Regions from separate parts of the Mus musculus genome. Here region 1 is linked to region 2. The links are chromatin loops, found by intact Hi-C in ENCODE. Cell type or tissue: gastrocnemius. All regions are shown on one strand. Links, peaks and the distances in the headings refer to the core of each region. The heading gives the core; the rest is flanking DNA.

What was found. A loop is a pair of places that touch in the nucleus more often than their neighbours do. Peaks named below come from ENCODE experiments on the same cell type or tissue, not always from the same donor. Only the 100,000 strongest peaks of a DNase experiment are listed, where the experiment ranks them.
Region 1: a loop joins it to region 2, with 2.9 times the contacts of the local background. A loop is called at or near these places in 3 of 42 quality-filtered maps.

Annotation. Positions count from the first base shown.
Region 1 is chr5:3,925,408-3,930,871 of GRCm38, forward strand. It overlaps Akap9 (A kinase (PRKA) anchor protein (yotiao) 9), which reads left to right and starts at 2,779. Exons shown (of 48, transcript NM_194462.2): 1 at 2,779-3,083. The coding sequence starts at 3,036. Gm51438 (a long non-coding RNA gene) reads left to right here and starts at 3,182. Exons shown (of 2, transcript XR_003955841.1): 1 at 3,182-5,464. In gastrocnemius, for the core only: no CTCF peak of the experiment used is centred there; DNase peaks (open chromatin) are centred at 2,840 and 3,422; H3K4me3 peaks cover 1,776 bases; H3K27ac peaks cover 1,592 bases.
Region 2 is chr5:4,191,333-4,196,796 of GRCm38, forward strand. Mterf1b (mitochondrial transcription termination factor 1b) reads left to right here and starts at 1,035. Exons shown (of 2, transcript NM_001042670.1): 1 at 1,035-1,086; 2 at 5,004-5,464. The coding sequence starts at 5,029. In gastrocnemius, for the core only: a CTCF peak has its summit at 3,032 (motif pointing right); a DNase peak (open chromatin) is centred at 3,983; H3K4me3 peaks cover 491 bases; H3K27ac peaks cover 336 bases.

The DNA.
Region 1 (5,464 bases), core at 1,395-3,894, 270 kb before region 2:
ATATGTATCAAAAGATGGCCTAGTTGGCCATCACTGGAAAGAGAGGCCCATTGGACTTGCAAACTTTATATGCCCCAGTATAGGGGAACTCCAGGGCCAAAAAGTAGGAATGGGTGGGTAGGGGAGTGAGGGGGAGGGTATGGGGGACTTTTGGGATAGCATGGGAAATGTAAATGAGGAAAATACCTAATAAAAAAGAAAAAGGGGAAAAAAAGAGTAAATGTATTTTATCCTGAGTAGAAAGACTACATGGGCCTTTGCCATAATATTTGGTAACTCACAGTTTAATATATTGCAACTACTTACTGATGTAAAAGACCTTGCAGATCTGAATTTTGTGTTCATATATTCTATTAGTCAGTAATTAATTGCACTCTCTTGGATTATTGGCCTATAATTGCATCCTTGGTAATAGTAGTACCTTAAATTTCTCTGATTTCATTTAGATTATAGGTCACTTTAATGGTTATAGTTCTGTCTTATAAGTTATTATTTTAAAGGACTTTCATTTTGAAACTTATTTTATTGAGCACATTTTATAAACATATATTTAGTCCCTTAAAACCCCACTGTTGGGGCTGCAGAGGTGGCTTAGTAGGAAAAGTGTCTGCCTCACACGTGTGAGGAACAGTTTGCACCCCACACATGTTAATGCTGAACAGTCACAGTAACATGCTTGTGACCCCAAGCTCAAGAGGGAGAGATGGGTAGGACCCGTGAAGCTGGCTAGTTAGAGTAGCTGCATTGTCAAGGTCTTAGTTCCAGCCTCCATCCACATGTGAAACGTGACTAAGGAAGCCCCCAAGGCCAACCTCCAGCATCCAGAAGCACATGAATACATATCTGACTTCCACACATGTAAACATACGTGTGCACTCAGAGCACACATACAAAAGAGCCTCTGCAAATCCTGACCCTTTTTATTTTTTAATTTTTTTTTTTTTATTGTTTGGAGACATAGACAGCTAAATAGAAAAAGACTCAAATTCACGGCTTGGCAGCACTAGCTATGACTTCCATTACCTAACCATGGGAAGTTGTCAAGTGGTTTAACCATTCAAGCTTTCTGTTTCTTATTCTATAAAAGGAGGCATATAAACCACCATTTTCCTTTTGTCTGAATTATATGAATACATGACATGGAGACACGATTGAACAGGTATCATAAGAGATGGCCATAATTCCACAGATGTGCCCTTCTAATAGATCAGCTATGTCACTGAGCAGCGTTTATGCCTGAGACAGGTACATATAATTGATATAAGTGATCTAAAGGGAAATGCAGAAATAATCTTGCAACATTTAGCAGATCACTAACATCTTTAGTTACTAAGATGGAACAGATTGCAACAAAGAGTTGACCTGCTGAGCCACTGAGAAAGGAGAGCCCATTAACAAACAGGAAGTCTGTCAGATATCCTGGGCTTGCTCCTCCTAGGCAATCAGAATCAACCGAGCATCACTTAACTCCAGGCAGTTTAGAACACTTCATTCTAGACCTGGAGCCACAAAGGGCTCCCGAGAAAAACACGCCTCTCTTAGATCAGCCTCTTTTACTTTCCTTTATTCTTATGATGAGGTGTCTGTTCTCACGTCCCCAATTCCAGCTGAGAAAATGGGGCAAATACACACTTGATTGTTTTAGGTTGGCACAATTATGTTTGAAATATAAGATTTCTAAATTACAGGTACTAGAAACATTTTTGGTGTCTGATAGAGCTAAGGTTTTTAGTCTCCCCCTTTCATATGTATATCCAGTTAACACTACTTCTATGATTAAACTAATATCTTTAGTTCTTACCTGCTAATTTTTCAGTCCAAACCTATGTTAAAACAAAGAAGAAAGGCTCAATCTGAGACACTAAAATGGTTCGTTCACTCCAGAAATGGATTTGAGGGGCAGGAGAGGGGAAAGAGGGAGTGAGGGAAGGGAAAGAAAGGATTGCCAGAGCAGGTGGGGGAGGAAAGATGTTAAGAATCGATTTATAAGCACGGCTCAATAAAATGTAACAAAGTTTATTGGGCATAATCTTTCACAGTAGCCATTTCAAGAAATAGAAAGGACAAAGGTTTGAGTGTTTTCACATTCCAGGAGCAGTCATAAATATTAGGCAGCTCGTCCAAGAACTCCAGGTAAAGTCAGAGAACCATAGCTGTTTTAAGGTCTTTAAAGTTCAAAGTTAACATAGTCCCTTTTGCTTGGAAAACCTTTTTCCAGCCCTTTACCTGAGGTAATGTCTACCTCAGAGGTGAAGGGGAGAGAGGTAAGCCAGGAGGGGTCATGGTGGGGTGGGGGGGATGGGAGGAGAGGGGGGCTGAGGTCAGGATGTAAAGTGAATAAATAACTAATGGGGGGCTGGAGGAGGGAAAGTTAGGGTAGACTGGCTTTGTTCCCAACTTAGATTCCGAATTCGAGTTCCTTAGGAACACAGTTGCCAAGGAGAAGGAAGCCCCTAGGAGTGTCTCAGCTTCACTCCAGAGAACAAAGAGTTGGGAGAAGGCTCTACCGTAGGCTGCTCTTCCAGCGCAAGGCGAAGGAGAAGACTATGGGTTGAGAGGGAACCTGTGGGGGAACTGAGGGAGGGATTTGGGGTGAAGGAAGGATCAGGCTTCCCCGGGTTGGAGGGGGGAGGTTCCGCCCTCGCCCTTTCCACTGCGGCTCCTTGTTGTGAGGCCGCGGTCGCTTTGGAATTGGAAATGCAGCGCGGCGTGTTCCGAGCACCGGGTCCCCGGAGCAGTGGGTGTCGGGCCGCCGGACCCTGACCCTCCCTCCGCCCCGGTCAAGCCGGGCGCGCACAAGCACCTGCCGGGCCACGCTCGCGGCTGCGCCGGCCGCCCGCCCGCCCGCTCCGCCCCGCCGGCCGCCGTGTGTTTACGTGGAGACGAAGATGGCGGCGGTGACCGCGGGGCCCGTGCAGGCCGGCACGAGTCGCCGGTGAGCGCCCAGCGTGTCCCGGGTGGCCACGGAGCTCTGTCCGCCTCTTTCTAAACAGATCTTTCCTCTCCACTGCGTCCCAGCCTACCCTGCAGACGCCATGGAGGACGAGGAGAGGCAAAGGAAGCTGGCAGCCGGCAAGGCGAAGGTAGGAGCGCGGCGGCCACGGGCCGCGTCGGGAGGCGGTGACCCGGGGCGGAGGCTGGGGGAGAGGCCGGGCCGCGGGGCCGGGGCCGGGGCTGGGGCTGGGGCTGGGGCCGGGGCCGGGGCTGCGGCTGGGGCTAGGGGGCTGCGGCTGGGGCTGAAGAGCCGCCCTCTCTTGCTGCTGCTGGAGACCTGATGACTGCACCGCTCGGCTTGGTTCCTTTCTCCCCGGTGCCACACAAAACCCCCTCTCACCCCGGCTGTTAACTGCTAAGGAATTGCTTCGCAGCCACCACCCTTTCACTTTCTGAAGGGAGTTCAGGGAGTCGGCCAGGCTTTGTGCTTTCCGGAGCAAGGGTTTAGGGTTTTCTTTATTCCGGGAACACCCCTGCGCTGACCATCAGCCTGCCTTCTTGAGGTGTCACGCTGGCACTCTTGGTGTGTGTGTGTGATTGGCCTGTGACAGCTGCCTCGGCAGTGTCTTGAGTGTGCCACAAGTGCCAGCTGTGAACTTGGCTGTAGGGGCGTTCTTTTTGTTTTTTGTTTTTTGTTTTTGTTTTTGCCGTTCTTTGTATATTCGTGCTTGAGGTCTTTGTCATGGCAGGCTCTTTTGTAATGTGTGGAATGGAACTTCGGGGCATCGAAAGGTTCCATAGACTAAAACACCTACAGAATTGCTGTTTTAGATAATGTATTTGTTATTATGTATTTGGTAAGTTTGATTTTGTGTGGGTATGCGGGTATGGCAAGTCATGTATAATCCAGACTTATATGTAGGCATCTTCCAGTGGGCTTACTAAATAATTTGACACTGTTATGAATGGAATAGAATGATTTCTTTGTAAAATTACCTGTTTGAGCTTACCTTTGGACCTCCTTGCTCCCAAAAATGAAGTTACCTTTAAGATATAGTGCCTTTTTTTAAGACCTTATTGTTACTGGGAATAATTAAGTTATATTTTAAGCTTATTGTACTTGTTAGTTTGGAACTGTGATATGGAAGTGTTGTAAGCTAAATAAACCCCTCTCCTCTCCAAATTGCTTTGGTCATGATGTTTCATCATAGCAATAGTAACCCTAACGAAGGCACCTACCTTTCTTTTTTCTTCTCTCACATCATTAACAAAGGAAGCAGGTCAGTAATGAGTGAAGGGCCCTACTGGAGAGAGACGTTGGTACATGCTCAGCATTAGTTTGTTAAAGGAGTGTGTGCAATAGCTAATCTTGTATTTCTAGAATATAGTTAGTTGGTTTCCCATAAGCATCCTCTGTGTAAGGTCAAGATTTGAATGTGTCTCTGTGGCATTCTATAAATGGAGGGAAAGCCCAGCTTAGCTTCCCATTGTGCACCCCAAGGGACTGACCGGGCTCAGAGCATTGAAGGAATTGGAGGTGTAGTGTGCAGTCTTCCTCTCTTGTTCTCCCACCCTTTCTTTCTTTAGCAGAATCTTAGACTATAGTCCAGGTGAGCCTAGAGATCAATGTGTAGTCCAGGCTGGCTGGCTTCAGACTCTAGGGCAATTCTGTGTTAACCTTCAGAGCGATGGAATTCTGTGTGTGAGCTACTGTGTCCAGATAAGGTAGATGTCTTATTGACTACTTCATAATTTCTACTCCCTTCCCTAAATATATTCTGTGCTAAATATGTGTGAGGGACTCCTGCTGAGCTTTGTCTGCCTTCACTAGACCTGTCTTAGGGTTAAGTTGCTGCCAATAGATACTGGATTTATCTTTAGAAGAGATTGTGAATGTGGTTTCTACACATGTCTCTTTGTCTTTCAAAATGCTGTCTTTGTGGGGTTGGGGAGATAGGTGGTCTATTCACTGTGTGAACTGCTTGCTGTACAGGCATGTACACCGGGGTTCATAGTTGTAGCGCCCACACAAAGCTGGACGGCTGGACATGGTGGCATGCATCTGTAATGCAGGGCTTGGGAGAAAGGGACAGACAGACCCGTGGGACGTCCTGTCCAGTCCTCTAGCCAAAACACCAAGCTTGAGTGTCATCTGGACACCCTGTCTCAAAACATACTATACAAGGTGGATGGTGACAAGGGACAGCAAATGTGTCCCTGCACATAATTCATAGCTCTGCCTTTGGGGATGCAGTCTCTCTCCTAAAATTACTTTATTTAAAATATTACTTTGTCATAGAATTGCACCTACTCTCCCCATGAGGGTTATACCCATGTGTCTTATAAGTAGTTCTGGTAATGTAACAAACAGACACTGAGATAGCCTATGAAGACAACATGAAGAAAATAGTTTTCTCAGTTACCTGAAGGAATGTTCTGCAGCCATTACGCTTGTAGAGCCTCAAATGAACATGGGTCATAAAGTGCACCTTGTGTTTTCAAAAGCACTACATGTGTCTTTCATCTGTAT
Region 2 (5,464 bases), core at 1,536-4,035:
AGCACAGACATGGCATTTGATCTACACATTGAGTCTAAGTCCTGAGGGTTTTAAGTCTAATTTTAGGGAGGGGTTTATCTTGATGTAGACTTCCCTACTCTCCTCCTTCCAAGTGAGGTCATCTAAAATCACAAGCATCATCACATGTCACTATCCTTTCAAAACGAAATGGCAAAGGAGAGAGATTTGCATAGCAGCACAACTTTGATACAAAGTTGTCTCAACAACAACAACAACAACAACAACATCCCTCAAGGAAGATGAGAACCCCAGAACAGCCTCTTGGGAAACATTGTCTACCACACTGCTCCTAGTTCTCTTTTTCTCTTCTTTGCCCCTCATCTTTCCCTCCCTGCCCTTCGTCTTCCCAACCTCTCCAATATCTCAGCTGCACCTTTTCCTCATTGATATCACTTTCAAGAGGACTAAAGCCATCTCCTGGTGTTCATAAATGAAAATCCATGGGGCATGCTGAGGAGAGAATATTCTGGCAGAAGCGAGACCATGGGAGTTACGGTCCAGAAGGCCGAGGTTGTCTTGCTTTCCGCAAGCCACACGTGCACCGTAAATAGCTACTGAGTAATCCCAGGCAAGGAATAAGCTGTGATCAGTAGTTTCACTTTCTGAGTAAACTGATTATTAATAATTTAAATTCCCAAATAGAAATCTTTATTCTTACAAACACCAAACCAAACAGAAAAATGCAGAAGAATTTGGGGGAAAAAAAACCCAACCAACCTACCAAACAAACAAAGACCCCCAAGGTCTATAAAGCAACCTAAAAGAAAGAGATCAAACCGAACCTGTTCTTTGGTGCAGGCAGAATCTCAGCCCCAGCCAGAGGGAAGCCTTGGCGCCGCCCTGTGGTCTCGAACCAGCCCAGAGCCCAGAGTCCCCGCAGCCACAGTCTCAGCCGCCCCCTGCTGGGCTCCCGCGGTCAGGCGGCCGAGGATTTAGGCACAGCGCGCCGGGCTAGTGACGTCACCTCTGCGCCAGGCCGAGGCCGGAAGTCAGCCGTTACTTCCGCACTCCGCTCCCTCCCGGGCGTCCAGAGGCGGAAGTGAAAGGTGTCTACCGGGAGCGTTGGTAGGAGCGCGGATGCAGTGTGCGGGCTGGGGCTGGGGAGCTGCTGGAGCCTTTGCGAGCGGCTTGCGAGTCTCTGCTAGACAGGGCGATGAATGGCTAAAGGCCATTGCAGAACTGCCCGAGGGAAGGCGAGCCTTCGATGTGGGATTACGGCGGTTCTGAGTTTAGACTCATCAAGCCCTCCACACTTCGTACAGCAAAGAGCTCGGCATTGGCTCGGAATTTGTAACTTTAGGGACAGTGCCCACCCTTAGGTTGTTGTATATATAGGGCATTACGAAATAATGTATGTGTAACGTGGGGTTCTGGTATTAAAGTGCGTTTGCGATTCCGCTACCTTCCCCCCATGCGTTGCCGTTTTCTTTTTATTATGACTGAGAAATGTTTAGTTTGCGAGAGGTCGTGCATCTCACAAAAATGATTTGACCTGGACTTCTTTATTCTCTACTACACTGGCGATATTTTTGCCTTTTTCTTTTCCAAATTAGTGGTGTGGTGGTAGAAACATCGGTTTTTACCTTTTCTGGAGAGATCTAAAGTCTCTTATGACAAAGTCGACATCGATATGTAGTTCTGTTCAAAACAAAACAAAACAACCCTGTACACTTAAATGCTGTGTCAAAAGAGTAGCGGGATTGTGGAATTCCCAAAGATTAGCAGTTTTCTTTAAACACCTGTTAGCTTTCCAGCTGTGGGATGGGGTGGGGTGGAGGGGACGGGAAGGGACAGGGACATAAATCTTCCATCTTGAACCTCGGTAGTTACAGTCACCAAGATGTTGGTGATATTCATGAAATTTAACGAAGCTTAAGAAAATGGTTTATTTTAGAGGAAGATTGAAGGCAATTATTCGATATTTGCTTTTTTTAAAATTTGTCTTGGGATAGTTAATTTGCCAGAGGTTACAAATTCAGCTCAACAATCTGTTTTTAAAAGGACATTGTGTTTATACAATGACTTGCAAATACAACTTGGGTTCATGAAAATGACCCTTTTTCTTTTCTGAAAGAAAAGACAATTTAACTCAGAAAAGTGCACGTGCTTTCCCGCCTGCGAGTGCGCTCATATGTGAGCTTTGAGTTTGATAAGATAGTAGTAGTAAGTGCTGAGGGGAGAGAGCATCTACTGAGAAGGTGATGGGAATATGAGAATTATGAGGAAAAACAATAGGACATGCTTCTAATGGAGAATACACACACACACACTCATGTGTGTGACATGAAAGTAAAAGAGGGACTTTGGGAAGATAGATACAGATTCCATTATTTGTTATGTCAGTTAAAAATAATGAAAAGACAGCAAGGACACTGAGACTAAAATAGGCAGGAACAAGATTGCTTTGTTGCTGTTTTGAGTGAAGTTGATTTGGTAAGGAAGAGAGAGAATGTAAAACCCTCCTGGGGGTGCTTACCACAATGACATTAATCAGAGGAGCGCTACTTTGGGTGCTGCATGGATGCTCAGTTCAACTTTATATGTTGATACATTTAGAAAATATTTATTTGGAGGATAAGTTATATAAAGAGAAACAAAAATCTACTTGTGACAAGTCTAACAAACTAATAGTTTTTTTTACCCTTTTCTTAGGAGTCTTAGCAAACCTTTTTCTTATTTTATTGGTATTAGAATTTCTGTTGAATATTCTGTGTCATGTTTATCGTTTACCGTGGTGCTAATCATCTGAAAGGAATGAGCTGTCTGGTAGTAATCTTCAAGCTGATAGACTTAGTATATGTATCCTTAGTGACTGATTTTTAAAAATTTATTATTCATATTGTATTTGTTATAAAATGTATGTAAAATAGAAATTGTCACAGGATAAGACAAGTATAATTGAAAATTGATACTGTCTATTGGATAATTTTGCATGCTTATTTATAACGCTTCTTATAAAACTTGGCTGACTGTAATGTGATAGTCTTCTGTCCAGTTATCCAGCAGAGGTCATCCATGAGCATCTGGAAGGGAAAAGGTTGGATTGTACATGCTAGATAGAGCTTGCTTTCTTCTTTCTTTCCTTCTTTCTTTTCTTTTCCTTCTTTCTTTTCTTTTCTTTTCCTTTCTTTCTTTCTTTCTTTCTTTCTTTCTTTCTTTCTTTCTTTCTTTCTTTTTTCCTTCCTTCCTTCCTTCCTTCCTTCCTTCCTTTCTTTCTTTCTTTCTTCTTCTTCTTTTCTTTCTTTCTTTTCTTTTCTTTTTCTTTTTATATGTATATTTTATTAATTAATTGAGAATTTAATACAGTGTATTTTGATCACATTCACTCCACTCCTCCAGCTCCTCCTAAATTCACATCCCATTCCATAACCATTGAAGTTTTTGTTCTTGCTCTTTTTTTTTCCCATTTTTTATTAGGTATTTAGCTCATTTACATTTCCAATGCTATACCAAAAGTCCCCCATACCCACCCACCCCCAATCCCCTACCCACCCACTCCCCCTTTTTGGCCCTGGCGTTCCCCTGTACTGGGGCATATAAAGTTTGCGTGTCCAATGGGCCTCTCTTTCCAGTGATGGCCGACTAGGCCATCTTTTGATACATATGCAGCTAGAGTCAAGAGCTCTTTTTTTTAAAGCCATTAAATTCAGTTAGTATTGTCTGTATTCATTTGGTTATATGGCCATCATCAGAATGTTGGATCTACTGGGGCCCACACCCTTGACTGGAAAAAAAAAATTAAAGGAGGACATGGCTGTTCCTGGATTTGTTGTAACAGAAGGGTGATTGTATATATGAGGGAGAAAACAGCCAGAGGCATCTAGAAGGATCTAGAGTGGATATGAGTGGCAGACTGAGCTGGGTCATGTGAGGAGGGAGGAGAGGACAGGAAGAGAGGGCAACCTTGAGCAGCAGCCAAGAGACAAAAAGGCCAAAAAGGAACAAAAGGCCTGGCGTTGCTGAAATGGCTGGAGGGGGATGGGCAGCCCAGCCTCTGACTGGAGAGTTCAGGGTAGAGGTGGGATATGCCAGCCAGGAGGACCTTGTAACAGATAAGGACTGAGGGATGATGGGAGAACCTGGCAGCCAGGTCAACTTTGATATGTTTAATGAATACTTCAGCTAGTGTTCTTGGCAAACTCTTGTCCCAGGTTTAAGACCTAACAACTTTGAATTAGAAAATTAATTGCTCTCTCCTCCTTTCTGGTATTGGGGAATTGAACTCAAATCTTCATGCATGCTAAGGATATATAATGTATCACTGACCTACCTCTGAATTACAGTCCATCCCTCAACTATATCAATATGAAGATGGAAATGAGTTTAGAATTATGGCATTGCAACCAAGAAAACAGTTTGGAAAACTGAGATAGAGATTAATGTTGGCATCTTTTGTCTACAGATGTGTGTGTGTGTGTGTGTGTGTGTGTGTGTGTGTGTGTGTATGATCCATTTAAAGGGTATCATATGTCTAAAAAAGACATTAAAGATGCAAATTAGATAATCTGAAGTGTGTTTTTTTTAGAGCTTCATTTAGAGTTTGAGGTAGCCAGAAGCAAAGAGATCTAGTGTCTGTGGCAGGTTCAGTTCAGACATCTGGCAAGTTGAAAGTTGAATTGTAATTAAAGGGCAATTTCTTAGGAACAAGCCAAAGATGTCAGAAACCACAGAAAAGAGAAGAGGTGGAGAGGAGTAAATGATTCTGGAGAGTCAAAGCAGGCACAGTGAACTAAAAGAACAATACAAGGGCAGGGCAGCTTGGGGCAGCATGGTGTTCTGCTTCTCTGTAAGTCAAAGAGGAAGAGCCTTGAGTCCATAGGGACCCAACAGAAGCCATGAGGCAGGAGGTGAGTGCAGAACCAGGAGAGCTGGAGGGCGGGATGCTTTCTCCTGGAGAGGCCCCTTGCATTTAAAGGATCCGGATATTGTCATTAGTTAGTCACATAATATTGTATGTTAACATTATATGTTATTTTACACAGCATTTGAAAAACTTTGGGCTACCTGATGATTATGGCATCAAGAAACATCTGGTGTGTGAGAAGAAACTTTCTCTTTGATTTAAGAGGCTGGATGCTTCAGTATTCAGCAGAAGTTTTCCTCAAGTCGATTTCATTCAGGACGTTTAGTGTGGAATGCGACAGTAAGGACAAGGAGTCTTTGGAGGAGGAGAGGGAGGACCTGCTGAGCAACTTAGTCACCATGGGCGTTGATATCGACATGGCAAGGAGGCGACAGCCTGGAGTTTTTAACAAGGCTGTTACGAATGAGCAGGAGCTGAAGATATTCCTTCTGTCCAAGGGAGCTAGTGACAAAGTGATTGGTAGCATCATATCAAGATATCCACGAGCTATAACACGCACTCCTGAAAGTCTTTCAAAACGGTGGGATCTGTGGAGAAAGATTATGGCATCAGACCTTGAAATTGTAAATATTTTGGAGC